Linked DNA regions of Homo sapiens: regions 1, 3, 4 and 5 are each linked to region 2. A link is a contact called in ENCODE Hi-C or POLR2A ChIA-PET data. All regions are on one chromosome and are shown on one strand. The core of a region is the stretch at or near the end of the contact, and the rest is flanking DNA. Distances in the headings are between cores, read along the strand shown. Region 1 holds the start of BANF1 (barrier to autointegration nuclear assembly factor 1). Region 2 holds the start of MALAT1 (metastasis associated lung adenocarcinoma transcript 1). Region 3 holds the start of DRAP1 (DR1 associated protein 1). Region 4 holds the start of CCDC85B (coiled-coil domain containing 85B). Region 5 holds the start of SART1 (spliceosome associated factor 1, recruiter of U4/U6.U5 tri-snRNP).

Evidence for each region. A loop is a pair of places that touch in the nucleus more often than their neighbours do. ChIA-PET counts read pairs that join two places held with the same protein, here RNA polymerase II (POLR2A). Pooled maps may share reads with other maps.
Region 1: a loop to region 2 is called in a pooled map, with 5 times the contacts of the local background. The contact joins the promoter of BANF1 here to the promoter of MALAT1 in region 2. A Hi-C loop is called at or near these places in 1 of 50 pooled maps. POLR2A ChIA-PET finds 5 or more read pairs at or near these places in 2 of 52 experiments (Panc1 and activated CD4-positive, alpha-beta T cell).
Region 3: a pooled map shows a loop between it and region 2 (4-fold over the local background). The contact joins the promoter of DRAP1 here to the promoter of MALAT1 in region 2. A Hi-C loop is called at or near these places in 2 of 50 pooled maps. POLR2A ChIA-PET finds 5 or more read pairs at or near these places in 5 of 52 experiments (CD8-positive, alpha-beta T cell, H1, Panc1 and 2 more).
Region 4: a loop to region 2 is called in a pooled map, with 4 times the contacts of the local background. The contact joins the promoter of CCDC85B here to the promoter of MALAT1 in region 2. A Hi-C loop is called at or near these places in 3 of 50 pooled maps. POLR2A ChIA-PET finds 5 or more read pairs at or near these places in 22 of 52 experiments (BJ, CD4-positive, alpha-beta T cell, CD4-positive, alpha-beta memory T cell and 15 more).
Region 5: a loop to region 2 is called in a pooled map, with 6 times the contacts of the local background. The contact joins the promoter of SART1 here to the promoter of MALAT1 in region 2. A Hi-C loop is called at or near these places in 2 of 50 pooled maps. POLR2A ChIA-PET finds 5 or more read pairs at or near these places in 3 of 52 experiments (B cell, activated CD4-positive, alpha-beta T cell and activated T-cell).

Annotation. Positions count from the first base shown.
Region 1 is chr11:66,001,173-66,003,872 of GRCh38, forward strand. It overlaps BANF1 (barrier to autointegration nuclear assembly factor 1), which reads left to right and starts at 1,331. Exons shown (of 3, transcript NM_003860.4): 1 at 1,331-1,398; 2 at 2,063-2,201; 3 at 2,454-2,700. The coding sequence starts at 2,079. The coding sequence ends at 2,600. It overlaps EIF1AD (eukaryotic translation initiation factor 1A domain containing), which reads right to left and starts at 985. Exons shown (of 6, transcript NM_001242481.2): 1 at 738-985. RefSeq lists enhancers at 683-1,052, 2,060-2,700 and a silencer at 1,353-1,692.
Region 2 is chr11:65,497,709-65,500,408 of GRCh38, forward strand. It overlaps MALAT1 (metastasis associated lung adenocarcinoma transcript 1), which reads left to right and starts at 1,337. Exons shown (of 1, transcript NR_002819.5): 1 at 1,337-2,700. It also overlaps TALAM1. RefSeq lists enhancers at 1-528, 98-337, 398-467, 1,028-1,097, 1,148-1,227 and a silencer at 1-57.
Region 3 is chr11:65,918,073-65,920,772 of GRCh38, forward strand. DRAP1 (DR1 associated protein 1) reads left to right here and starts at 1,354. Exons shown (of 7, transcript NM_006442.4): 1 at 1,354-1,471; 2 at 1,708-1,780; 3 at 1,876-1,969; 4 at 2,271-2,390; 5 at 2,497-2,590. The coding sequence starts at 1,430. C11orf68 (chromosome 11 open reading frame 68) reads right to left here and starts at 990. Exons shown (of 2, transcript NM_001135635.2): 1 at 838-990; 2 at 1-146. The coding sequence starts at 959. RefSeq lists enhancers at 107-1,026, 1,027-1,947 and a silencer at 744-1,813.
Region 4 is chr11:65,889,382-65,892,081 of GRCh38, forward strand. CCDC85B (coiled-coil domain containing 85B) reads left to right here and starts at 1,292. Exons shown (of 1, transcript NM_006848.3): 1 at 1,292-2,254. The coding sequence starts at 1,403. The coding sequence ends at 2,011. It overlaps FOSL1 (FOS like 1, AP-1 transcription factor subunit), which reads right to left. Exons shown (of 4, transcript NM_005438.5): 4 at 2,668-2,700. RefSeq lists a silencer at 1,083-1,562.
Region 5 is chr11:65,960,391-65,963,090 of GRCh38, forward strand. It overlaps SART1 (spliceosome associated factor 1, recruiter of U4/U6.U5 tri-snRNP), which reads left to right and starts at 1,344. Exons shown (of 20, transcript NM_005146.5): 1 at 1,344-1,703. The coding sequence starts at 1,391. RefSeq lists an enhancer at 1,202-1,989.

The DNA of each region.
Region 1 (2,700 bases), core at 81-2,580, 500 kb after region 2:
GTCATGTAAAAGTAACTCCGGCCGGGCGCGGTGGCTCACGCCTGTAATCCCAGCACTTTGGGAGGCCGAGGTGGGCGGATCACGATGTCAGGAGATCGAGACCATCCTGGCTAATACGGTGAAACCCTCTCTCTACAAAAATACAAAAAATTAGCCGGGCGTGATGACGAGCGCCTGTAGTCCCAGCTACCCGGGAGGCTGAGGCAGGAGAATGGCGTGAACCCGGGAGGCGGAGCTTGCAGTGAGCCGAGATCGCGCCACTGCACTCCAGCCTGGGCGACAGAGCAAGACTCCGTCTCAAAAAAAAAAAAAAAAAAAAAGTAACTCCTATAATCTTAAGTACTAGTGTAATATAAAACTATACGCATGCTCCAGAGAAGTCATCCTGGCAACCTCTCTGGAAGGAGTTTGAAATAAACCGTATCTTTCTCAACACGCTTGTACACCCCAAGTCTAGCATAGTCACACAACAGAGAAGTTCAGTCTGGCAACACACTACAGCCGGAGACAAACTAGGTGGCCACCGTGATGGTTCAAGCCAGGAACTAGTTAATTAAAGGTTGAGGTGAGCAGGCTTGTCTGCGACATTTGCATATTTCTGACTTGCGTACTTAGAAGACGAAGGCCAGTACCCTTAAGACTGATGGTTTCCGAAAGAAACACTGTCGTCTCTAGTTGCTGTCCTCCTTCCTCCTCCCTGTCTATCCCGGAGAAAAGACCCTCAGAGAAACACCCACACTTAGTCTCTGGCCCTCGGCTCCCAGGAACGCTGCCGGAGCAACACCGCCGTCTAGGCTGGACGCTGAGAGAGGATCGTCCACGACTCACTTCAAGGCTGAACCAAGAAAACACAGTAAAGGAACTTGCCGGCGGCCGCGACGGTAGCGTCAGTTAGAAATCAGGTCTCCAGTGTTCCCAGTTCCCACCAGTCCAACTGCGAGGAGTGCGACGTGAGTCTGAGTCTGATCCCTCCGAAAACCGTACTTCCGGCGCTGTCTCGGAGGCCTCCCGTCCCCTCCCTTGTCCGTCTTCTAACTCTTCCCCACGCCAGGTCCGTCAAGCCTAAGTCCTTGAGTTCCGGGTCCGGGCAGCAGAGAAAGGAAGTCCTCTCCCTGGAGGCCTATCTCCCTCAGAACTGCGCGAGAAGCGAGACCTTAGAAGGCAGGGCTTCCCGCGAAGGACCGGAAAGGAGCGCCTACTAAGGACGCCGTCGAGGTCCGGGGCGCCTCAACTCTATAGCTCTAACTGGCTAGAAGTGCCCAACGTGGAATGTTTCTTTTTTAAAGGCGGCTCTTGAAGCGACCCGGAAGCGGAAGTGGAAGAAAGTTCTAGTGGCTTGAGGTATCCGCAGGAGCGGCCGGGTGGCGGGAGGAACCGTTACGGGAACTGAAGTTGCGGGTGAGCGCCAGCCGCGGAGCAGGGCCCTGATTGGAGGCCAGAGGGGTTGCGGGGAGAAGGGGAGGAGAGGGGTCGCAGGCGCTGTGGCGGGCCCTGGGGGAGAGCTTGGCCGCGCTGCGGGGAGGGGGCGGGGTGCAGCGCGTGGGAGCCGGGCCGCGGGAAGGGGCGGGCCGCAGCGGCGCGCGGTGGGGGCGGAGCTGGGGCGCGGCGTGAACCCCGCGGGCGGGGAGCGGGTGTGCGCAGCGCTAGGTGTGCGCTTCGCCCTGTAGGTAGAGAGACCCTTTGGTTAGCTTTCCACGCCAAGTGGCCGTTCCAGGCAGGCAGTGTCGTCTTGGTTCAGCCAAGGTCACAGAGGGAGTGATAGCTTCCGCGCAGCCCTGGCTACGGACTCTGGGCATCTTTCCACTGCCCCGCTTGCGCCACCTGTTAGGCAGGATCGTTTTTCCTCTGGGGCAAGATCAAAATCCAGGTCCTGCAGGAAGAAACTCCTCTTAAAAATAGTAGGGAAGAGTCTCCCTGGAACTGTTTTCTCCTTTCAGGATGAGGGGGATCGAGCAAGCCACTGTAACCCCTGGCTTGGCTTCCTCTTACTATGAGATTGCTCGTGGGCCCTTAGAAGTTCCAGGTCTTCAGCCCTAATCTGCCTTTTTTTTGGGATTCCTAGATTAAGCCTGATCAAGATGACAACCTCCCAAAAGCACCGAGACTTCGTGGCAGAGCCCATGGGGGAGAAGCCAGTGGGGAGCCTGGCTGGGATTGGTGAAGTCCTGGGCAAGAAGCTGGAGGAAAGGGGTTTTGACAAGGTGTGGGGTGGCTGCGTGTACCTAGTGCAAGCGGGGGGTGGAAGGGAAGTGATTCCATCTGCTGGGGGATGGACAGTAAGGTATAATCTGAAGAGGCTGCCAGAGCCTGGGCACCTGGTGGAGAGGAGAGGGGGGCAAAACCCGCGCTGCTTCCTGGGCTTGTGTGCTCTGAATGGCACAGGAATGGCTGTCTTGCTCTTATCTCTCACTGAGCACTGAGCAGCACGCTCCTTCCTTTTCCCTGTTTTGCAGGCCTATGTTGTCCTTGGCCAGTTTCTGGTGCTAAAGAAAGATGAAGACCTCTTCCGGGAATGGCTGAAAGACACTTGTGGCGCCAACGCCAAGCAGTCCCGGGACTGCTTCGGATGCCTTCGAGAGTGGTGCGACGCCTTCTTGTGATGCTCTCTGGGAAGCTCTCAATCCCCAGCCCTCATCCAGAGTTTGCAGCCGAGTAGGGACTCCTCCCCTGTCCTCTACGAAGGAAAAGATTGCTATTGTC
Region 2 (2,700 bases), core at 87-2,586:
CAGTCCCTCCCCGCCCCCGCTCTCCCCTCCGCAGCCTGCAGCCCGAGACTTCTGTAAAGGACTGGGGCCCCGCAACTGGCCTCTCCTGCCCTCTTAAGCGCAGCGCCATTTTAGCAACGCAGAAGCCCGGCGCCGGGAAGCCTCAGCTCGCCTGAAGGCAGGTCCCCTCTGACGCCTCCGGGAGCCCAGGTTTCCCAGAGTCCTTGGGACGCAGCGACGAGTTGTGCTGCTATCTTAGCTGTCCTTATAGGCTGGCCATTCCAGGTGGTGGTATTTAGATAAAACCACTCAAACTCTGCAGTTTGGTCTTGGGGTTTGGAGGAAAGCTTTTATTTTTCTTCCTGCTCCGGTTCAGAAGGTCTGAAGCTCATACCTAACCAGGCATAACACAGAATCTGCAAAACAAAAACCCCTAAAAAAGCAGACCCAGAGCAGTGTAAACACTTCTGGGTGTGTCCCTGACTGGCTGCCCAAGGTCTCTGTGTCTTCGGAGACAAAGCCATTCGCTTAGTTGGTCTACTTTAAAAGGCCACTTGAACTCGCTTTCCATGGCGATTTGCCTTGTGAGCACTTTCAGGAGAGCCTGGAAGCTGAAAAACGGTAGAAAAATTTCCGTGCGGGCCGTGGGGGGCTGGCGGCAACTGGGGGGCCGCAGATCAGAGTGGGCCACTGGCAGCCAACGGCCCCCGGGGCTCAGGCGGGGAGCAGCTCTGTGGTGTGGGATTGAGGCGTTTTCCAAGAGTGGGTTTTCACGTTTCTAAGATTTCCCAAGCAGACAGCCCGTGCTGCTCCGATTTCTCGAACAAAAAAGCAAAACGTGTGGCTGTCTTGGGAGCAAGTCGCAGGACTGCAAGCAGTTGGGGGAGAAAGTCCGCCATTTTGCCACTTCTCAACCGTCCCTGCAAGGCTGGGGCTCAGTTGCGTAATGGAAAGTAAAGCCCTGAACTATCACACTTTAATCTTCCTTCAAAAGGTGGTAAACTATACCTACTGTCCCTCAAGAGAACACAAGAAGTGCTTTAAGAGGTATTTTAAAAGTTCCGGGGGTTTTGTGAGGTGTTTGATGACCCGTTTAAAATATGATTTCCATGTTTCTTTTGTCTAAAGTTTGCAGCTCAAATCTTTCCACACGCTAGTAATTTAAGTATTTCTGCATGTGTAGTTTGCATTCAAGTTCCATAAGCTGTTAAGAAAAATCTAGAAAAGTAAAACTAGAACCTATTTTTAACCGAAGAACTACTTTTTGCCTCCCTCACAAAGGCGGCGGAAGGTGATCGAATTCCGGTGATGCGAGTTGTTCTCCGTCTATAAATACGCCTCGCCCGAGCTGTGCGGTAGGCATTGAGGCAGCCAGCGCAGGGGCTTCTGCTGAGGGGGCAGGCGGAGCTTGAGGAAACCGCAGATAAGTTTTTTTCTCTTTGAAAGATAGAGATTAATACAACTACTTAAAAAATATAGTCAATAGGTTACTAAGATATTGCTTAGCGTTAAGTTTTTAACGTAATTTTAATAGCTTAAGATTTTAAGAGAAAATATGAAGACTTAGAAGAGTAGCATGAGGAAGGAAAAGATAAAAGGTTTCTAAAACATGACGGAGGTTGAGATGAAGCTTCTTCATGGAGTAAAAAATGTATTTAAAAGAAAATTGAGAGAAAGGACTACAGAGCCCCGAATTAATACCAATAGAAGGGCAATGCTTTTAGATTAAAATGAAGGTGACTTAAACAGCTTAAAGTTTAGTTTAAAAGTTGTAGGTGATTAAAATAATTTGAAGGCGATCTTTTAAAAAGAGATTAAACCGAAGGTGATTAAAAGACCTTGAAATCCATGACGCAGGGAGAATTGCGTCATTTAAAGCCTAGTTAACGCATTTACTAAACGCAGACGAAAATGGAAAGATTAATTGGGAGTGGTAGGATGAAACAATTTGGAGAAGATAGAAGTTTGAAGTGGAAAACTGGAAGACAGAAGTACGGGAAGGCGAAGAAAAGAATAGAGAAGATAGGGAAATTAGAAGATAAAAACATACTTTTAGAAGAAAAAAGATAAATTTAAACCTGAAAAGTAGGAAGCAGAAGAAAAAAGACAAGCTAGGAAACAAAAAGCTAAGGGCAAAATGTACAAACTTAGAAGAAAATTGGAAGATAGAAACAAGATAGAAAATGAAAATATTGTCAAGAGTTTCAGATAGAAAATGAAAAACAAGCTAAGACAAGTATTGGAGAAGTATAGAAGATAGAAAAATATAAAGCCAAAAATTGGATAAAATAGCACTGAAAAAATGAGGAAATTATTGGTAACCAATTTATTTTAAAAGCCCATCAATTTAATTTCTGGTGGTGCAGAAGTTAGAAGGTAAAGCTTGAGAAGATGAGGGTGTTTACGTAGACCAGAACCAATTTAGAAGAATACTTGAAGCTAGAAGGGGAAGTTGGTTAAAAATCACATCAAAAAGCTACTAAAAGGACTGGTGTAATTTAAAAAAAACTAAGGCAGAAGGCTTTTGGAAGAGTTAGAAGAATTTGGAAGGCCTTAAATATAGTAGCTTAGTTTGAAAAATGTGAAGGACTTTCGTAACGGAAGTAATTCAAGATCAAGAGTAATTACCAACTTAATGTTTTTGCATTGGACTTTGAGTTAAGATTATTTTTTAAATCCTGAGGACTAGCATTAATTGACAGCTGACCCAGGTGCTACACA
Region 3 (2,700 bases), core at 104-2,603, 420 kb after region 2:
TGGCAGGCGTTGTGCGGGCATCAAACACTAGCCAGGGGTCCATGTCAGCTGCCATGGCCTCTGCAGCCAGGTGCTCGGCGGTGAAGCCATCCTCACGGCCACCTGGAGAGCCCTCCTCTTCCAGCTCCTCACCTGGTTCCATCCTGCTGTGAGGGAACCGAGTCAGGGCAGGGTCTGAGACAATAACTACAGATGCCAGGCACTGGATTAAACTGTGGCCTTGAGTAAGAGTTACTGTCGATGCGCCTCAGTTGCCTCATCTTTACAATGGGATAACAACTGTTCCTGTCCCGTAGATCTGCTATGAAAATTAGATGCCTGAGGAGTCAGCGCTCCAGAAGGGTTGCTGCAGTTATTACTATTCTCCTTGACTTACAGAAAAGGAAACTGAGGCTGAGAAAAAGGACTTGCCCAAGGTCACACCTGCAGTGCGTGGCAGGGCCGAAGGGTGAATCCAGGCGTGGGAGCAACCAGCCCCAGCTACACCTCCCGGCCCTGCCAAGGCCCCCTTTTCCTGGCAGGTATCCGGTGCGCTGGCATTTAATAGAGGAACGCAAAGAAGCGCACGTTCGCGCAGCTCCCGAGGCCGGCTCTGTAAGGCCAGGCCTCCCAGGCAGGCGTTATCGGGCCCACTTACAGACGAGGACGCTGAAGTCCAGAGAGGTTACAGGCCGTTCCGAGGCCAATGGGGCGGTTCCCAGACTCGAACCAGGGCTTGTTAGAGCCTGCAGGAGAGCCAGGCTCCGGCCGTGCCGCGCCCGCCGCCATTAACGCCCACGGGCCCGAGCTGTGCTCCCGCCCCGGCCCTGCCCTGCCCCTCCCGCCGCCCGCAGTCACCTCCGGCCTTCGCTGCGTTCGACGCCGGCCCAGCCCCGGGCCCGGCTCCGCTCCTGCCGTGGCTCCGCGCCACCGCCACCGCGCCCCACCCCCGCCACGGCCGCCGCCGCCGCCGCCGCCATCTTAGCGCCGCGCCACCTCAACAACAACTTTATAGACAGGCGCAGCCACAGGGCGGAGCCGCGGGCCTCAGCGGCCGCAGCGGCCGCGCTGTGGGGCGGGGCCGGCAGGGGAAGGGGCGGGGCCGACGGGGAGGTGCTGACTCGGGGGCGGGGCCATCGCGGGAACCCCGGGAGGGGCGGGCCGCGGGGGGCGGGGCCAACGTTCGCTCTTCTGGCCTTGGGGGCGGGCGGGAGCGGCGGTCCAGACTGGGGAGGGACGCGCACCGGCCAGGAGGCTTCAAGAGGAGGGCACTAGGGCCCTGCGAGCGGCGTCTTAACCGGCGGCGCTAGGACTCCGCGGGAAACGGCGGGGGCGGAGCGGGCGGCACCAGGACCCAGGGGAACCGCGACGGGCGGGCGGCGAGCAGGCCCGGGAGCCGGGAGGCTGCGGGCGGCGGCGCTGGACCCGACGCGGCGAGAGAGGCCCCGAGATGCCGAGCAAGAAGAAGAAGTACAACGCGCGGTTCCCGCCGGTGAGCACGTGGCAGAGCCCGGCAGGAGTGGGCCCGGCTCCCGGGTGGCTTGGGCCCAGTTCCCGCTGGGCAGGCGGGCGCGCCGCGGTGTTCGGGGGCCTGGACGCCCCGCCCCCTCCATGCCCTCCCCGCGTCCGTGTCCCCCGCCCCCTTTCTCCGGGGATGCCCCTTCCTCCCCCAGCACCCCCTTAGGGGACGGTGGCGACGGGGTCTGAACTCTGCTCCCCCACCCGCAGGCGCGGATCAAGAAGATCATGCAGACGGACGAAGAGATTGGGAAGGTGGCGGCGGCGGTGCCTGTCATCATCTGTATCCTGCCGGGGGCGGACCGGGTCGAGGGGCGTGGGGGAGGGAGGCAGCGGGTCGCCCTCTCCTGCCCCGGAGTTCTCCTTGACGCTCCTCAGCCCGGGCGCTCGAGCTCTTCCTAGAGTCGCTGTTGAAGAAGGCCTGCCAGGTGACCCAGTCGCGGAACGCGAAGACCATGACCACATCCCACCTGTGAGCGGCGAGGAGCCGGGAGGGGCCGGCGGGTTTGGCGCGGGGAGTTCACACACTGAGGAAGGCAGAGCCTGGGTGGCGAGGGAGGTGGGCGGCAGCCGGGACACCAGCAAGGCCACAGACTGGCAGAGGAGAGGCTGGGCTTCCAGGCAGAGGGAGCCACCTGAGTAAAGCAGGGCAGGCCCGGGAGCGGAGATCGGCCCGGGCTCCAGCCTGACATCTGGGGCCCCTTGCTGCCACCCACTGCGGGTTTGGGTGTCTGGGCCCCTCTTGAGTGCCAGCCCCTCCTCACCTCTTCCAGGAAGCAGTGCATCGAGCTGGAGCAGCAGTTTGACTTCTTGAAGGACCTGGTGGCATCTGTTCCCGACATGCAGGGGGACGGGGAAGACAACCACATGGATGGGGACAAGGGCGCCCGCAGGTGGGGCCAGGGCCTGGCATACAGTGGGGAAGGCCAAGGCCACAGGGCTTGGGGGTGGCCAAGGAGTAGGGAGCACTCCGGGCAGATGGACTGTACCTTCCCAAAGGGGCCGGAAGCCAGGCAGCGGCGGCCGGAAGAACGGTGGGATGGGAACGAAAAGCAAGGACAAGAAGCTGTCCGGGACAGACTCGGAGCAGGAGGTGAGTGAGGCCCCAGCCCTTCGCCCTGCCCTTGGTGATGGGACAGGCAGCCTCGCCCCAGGCTGAACTGGCAGGAGGCCAGCTCTCATCCTTTTCTGCAACCTGTTTGC
Region 4 (2,700 bases), core at 42-2,541, 390 kb after region 2:
CTCCCCGCAGGGTCCGGCCCACACAGATCAGCCCAATCTTTTTAAATACATTTTTTTTTTCGAGACAGCGTCTCGCTCTGTCGCCCAGGCTGGAGTGCAGTGGCGCGATCTCGGCTCACTGCAACCTCCGCCTCCCGGGTTCAAGCAGTTCTCTGCCTCAGCCTCCCGAGTAGCTGAGATTACAGGCTCCTCCCACCACGCCCGGCTAATTTTTGTATTTTTAGTAGAAACGGGGTTTCACCATCTTGGCCAGTTAAAGGCATATTTTAAAATGTTACTCCCTTGCTTAACATCCTTACAAATGTTACTCTCTTGCTTAACATCCTTAGTGGCCTTTGGAAATGCTCCAACCTGGTACTGGAAGTTCTTAAGAATCTGGCTTTTACCTACCTTTGAAGCCTCGCTCTCTCTCTCTTAGCATTTTCTCGACACATCTGCTTTTCAAAAACCAAGCTATCCTCATTGTTCCTAAAGCAGCTAGGCTCTTTCGGGCACCAGTGTCTTTCACTATGTTATTCTCTCTCCCTGAAATAGCTCTTTACTTGGCAAAGTCCTATGGATCTACCAGAGCCTCTTGGATAGCATCTCTTTTGGGAACCCTCTTAAGGACCCTCAGACCATACTCCTCCCGGATTTATTTCTTGCTTAACACAGCTTGACTTCCCGGACAGACTGCGACCTCCTTGAGGATGGAATCGGTATTTTGGTTAAATTTATTTCTGCATGGGCCTTGCACATAAAAAACGTTTATTGAACAAACGAATCCTGTATGTTCCTCCCCCCAGGCAGGAAACGCTCCCTGGGAGGGAGGGTAGTCTATTGGTGAGCTAGGACGTTTGGACTCAGGGTTCCGAGGAACCAGGAGCGATCCTTAGTGGGCCGAGACTTCCGAATTTGATCAAAGGTAAAGAGGGACTGGAGAGCGGTCCATCTGACTTCTGTGGGGGATGGGCAGGAGTCAGGGGCGGACGCCTGAATCTTGTTTCTCAGAAGAGCCGAGAGGCCTAGGCTCAAGCTTGGGGCGATCCGGTACTTGGAGGTTCGAAGCTCCTAGTTTCGGGTTGAGACCGATGTGGAGGGCGATGACGCGCGGGTTCCTTGACATCGAGGATCAGTAACACCCGGAGTGGGTGGGGAACGAGGGGGGCGGCCCCTGAGCTCAGGCCCCGCCCCTTTCCGGGGACGTTTCACCGGATTGGCTGTCCTTCCATAACGACATGCGGCCCCGCCCCGGCGCGCGCCCCGCCGCGTGCCCAGCCCGGGTAGCTGCTGCAGCCTACGCTGCCTCGGCCACTGCCTGCCGCGTGCGGAGCCGGAGCCCGAGCCTGAGTGGCGCCGGGCCCGACGTGGGGCTCCTGGGCCGCGGCGGCGGGCGGGCGATGCTCCAGAGGCCTGACCAGCCATGGAGGCCGAGGCAGGCGGCCTGGAGGAGCTGACGGACGAGGAGATGGCGGCGCTAGGCAAGGAAGAGCTAGTGCGGCGCCTGCGGCGGGAGGAGGCGGCGCGCCTGGCGGCACTGGTGCAGCGCGGCCGCCTCATGCAGGAGGTGAATCGGCAGCTGCAGGGCCACCTGGGCGAGATCCGCGAGCTCAAGCAGCTCAACCGGCGTCTGCAGGCAGAGAACCGTGAGCTGCGCGACCTCTGCTGCTTCCTGGACTCGGAGCGCCAGCGCGGGCGGCGCGCCGCACGCCAGTGGCAGCTCTTCGGGACCCAAGCATCCCGGGCCGTGCGCGAGGACCTGGGCGGCTGTTGGCAGAAGCTGGCCGAGCTGGAGGGCCGCCAGGAGGAGCTGCTGCGGGAGAACCTAGCGCTTAAGGAGCTCTGCCTGGCGCTGGGCGAAGAATGGGGCCCCCGCGGCGGCCCCAGCGGCGCCGGGGGATCAGGAGCCGGGCCAGCACCCGAGCTTGCCTTGCCCCCGTGCGGGCCCCGCGACCTAGGCGATGGAAGCTCCAGCACTGGCAGCGTGGGCAGTCCGGATCAGTTGCCCCTGGCCTGTTCCCCCGATGATTGAAGGCACTGCTTCCTCCACGCCGACGCCCGCCCGGATTGCTCCCCGAGCCCCGGGACCGCTGTGGACCTCGGGACCTGGACGCCGTCCTGGCTGCGCAGGAGGGGCCGCTGGCATGGACTAAGAAATCCTGACACCAAGAAGGGCCCCTCGCTCTTGCTGGCAGGGCAGCAGGGGGACTGAAGGCTGGAGCGGAGGGACTTGCTGGGGGTTGGATTGGGGGTAATAAACCCGGACGGAAGCGGAGCCCACGGCCTGGGCAGCGTCTGTTTGGTACTCGCCGGGGTTGGGGCGAGGGTGGGGTGCTGATACAGGGTACAATTCCCATCCAGAAGGACTGCAGAACTAATGATTCCCCCATTACTTCGAGCCTGGGGTGGGATGCGGGGCAGTGGTAAACCAGACTTCCCCCATCGGGCGCCGGGACCGGCCTTAATCCAGCCCCTGAAGTGGCTCCAGCTCCCTTCCCGGCTCCTTCCTGTCCAAGACAATGGGGCAGGAAGCAGGTGCTGGGGGCCTAGAACCACTCGGCCGCCTCCTCTGAGGCTGGAAGGGGGCATAACAGCGCCCCTCCGTGGCACACGCAGCAGCACTGTGGGCCCCCACGGGGAGAGGGGCGGTAAGCCTCTTCGCTTTTACCCCAGAGGACTGTCTCCCCTCAGTCCCGGAGATGAGGCCGAGCGGATGTAGCC
Region 5 (2,700 bases), core at 94-2,593, 460 kb after region 2:
GGGATTGTGTGCACTGCGCTTTTTTTTTTTTTTTTTAAGACAGAGTCTCGCTCTGTCACCAGGCCGGAGTGCAATGGTGTGATCTCAACTCACTGCAACCTCTGCCTCCCAGGTTCAAGCGATTCTCCTGCCTCAGCCTCCTGAGTAGCTGGGACTACAGGTGTGCGCCACCACACCCAGCTAATTTTTGTATTTTTAGTAGAGACGGGGTTTTACCATGTAGGCCAGGATGGTCTCGATCTCTTGACCTCGTGATTCGCCTGCCTTGGCCTCCCAAAGTGCTGGGATTACAGGCGTGAGCCACCGCGCCCGGCCTGCACTGGGGTTTTAAGTCCCAATAGTTTTAAGTTAGGGCTGGTCTCCTCAAGAAAAAAACTCATACACACAGATGTGCCACATTTTGCATTCAATTTCAGGGGTTCCAGGGATACACTGACGCCCATGTGGAGCTCCTAAACAATCTTAACAGTTCACGGGGCCAGGTTTTAAAAATCCAATCCAGGGCCAGGCGCAGTGGCGCATGCCTGTAATCTCAGCACTTTGGGAGGCCAAGGCGGGTGTATAGCCTGAGCTCAGGAGTTCGAGACCAGCCTGGCCAACATAGTGACCCCACCCCCTACCCCCGCTCCCCACCAACCATCTACAAAAAAATACAAAAATTAAAGGGGCGTGGTAGCGTACTCTCGTAGTCCCAGCTACTGGGAAGGCTGAGGTGGGAGGATCACTTGAGCCCAGGAGGTCGAGGCTGCAGTGCGCTGTGATCACGCCACTGCACTCCAGCCTGAGCAACAGAGTGAGATCCTATCTCAAGGGAAAAAACAAAACAAAACAAAACAGGGAACGTGGGAAGGAAGCGTTCCCTGACGATACTGGTTATAGCGGGTCTGAAGCTGGGCTGTGGAATTGGAGATCTCGGGAAAACAACACCCGTTGGAGCCACGACCCTAGGAGTCCACTAAGCGAGCGCCCATTGTAGGAGGGAGGTGTCTACGGAAAGACCGTGAGGTAGTGAACACCCCGTTGCCGGTGAAGTGCAAGCGCAGGGAGGCCGGGGAGGAACTTAAAGCCACGAAGACACTGACTTAATGGGCTCTAAGTCCTTCCAGTTCTGGGATCCCACCTCCGGGTTAATTCCGCTTCCCTTGAGGAGCGCATGCGCAATGGGACCACTCGCTCAAAGAACCCACCCGACCCGAGACGGCGCGAATGTGCAGTCGAGCGCTGATCCCGGCCTTCCCATGAGCCTCTGGGGCAGGCTCCAAGGCGAGCGACGGAAGCAGCCGCTCTTAGTTTCCGGCAACACGACAGCGGCTGCCGAGCGACCCGGAAGTATTCCCATTTTGCGTTGTCTGGGCTCGGCGGCAGCCGGGCTCGGAGTGGACGTGCCACTATGGGGTCGTCCAAGAAGCATCGCGGAGAGAAGGAGGCGGCCGGGACGACGGCGGCGGCCGGCACCGGGGGTGCCACCGAGCAGCCGCCGCGGCACCGGGAACACAAAAAACACAAGCACCGGAGTGGCGGCAGTGGCGGTAGCGGTGGCGAACGACGGAAGCGGAGCCGGGAACGTGGGGGCGAGCGCGGGAGCGGGCGGCGCGGGGCCGAAGCTGAGGCCCGGAGCAGCACGCACGGGCGGGAGCGCAGCCAGGCAGAGCCCTCCGAGCGGCGCGTGAAGCGGGAGAAGCGCGATGACGGCTACGAGGCCGGTGAGGAGGCGGGGCCTGCGCAGGGGGCGGGTCGGGCGGGGGTCCCGGAACGCGTGGGTCTGGGTGTGCGCGCAGTGTCAGCGAAGCTCTTCAGGCCAGGAAACCCCCAAGCTGTTTACCAGCTCTATTAAATAGTCTTTCTACGGGATCCCTTGAGCCCAGGAGTTAGAGGCTGCAGTGAGCTGCGGTCCCGCCAGTGTACTCCAGCCTGGGCAACAAAGCGAGACTCTGTCTCAAAAAGAAAAAAGTCTTTCTACGGTTGTTTAGGATTAGAGGTTGACTTTCTCCACTCAGCTGCTTGAGGACAGAGGGCTTCTGTTTTCCTCAGTTGTCTGGTACAATCAGATTCTCAATAAATATGTTGAATGAGTGAATGAAGTAGTGTCAGCATATACAGAGGCAAGAAAAACCTGGTATTGGACGAATCGTGTAGGGCGCATGGTAGAGAAATGAGGGAGTAAGATAGACAGGGATGTGAACACAAAGGACCCTGTACTGTAGTCTCTGTTAAGAACTGTAGATTGTCTTGAGGATAGTAGGGAGCCATGGATGTGAGTTGAGGAGTGAGTTGCTCAGATCCGTATTTTGTAAACATCACTGGATTGAGAATTTAGTCAAAGGTAGTCAGGACTGGAGACCAGGAAACCAGGAGGGCTATAGGCCAGGGGAGGGCTGATGGTGGCCTGCACCAAGGCAGCAGCAGTGGGATTGAGAGAAGTGGACAGGTTGGAGAGGTGTTTTGGAGGAGGAATGAACAGAACTCAGCACTTGTATGAGGGTGGGAAGAAGGAATGGAGGATGACTCCTTGAATTTTGGCTTGAGCAGCCAGATAGGTAGTGGGTGTCATTTCTACTGAAATTGAGGAGTAGGGAAGAGAAGCAGATTTGGAGCGGGGGTGGGGGGAGATAGTTCACTTTTGGGGTTGTCAAGGTTGATGGTAATGGGGAAATCCAGAGTTTGGACTGGATAAAGCCATTGGGAGTCAGTATCTGGGTG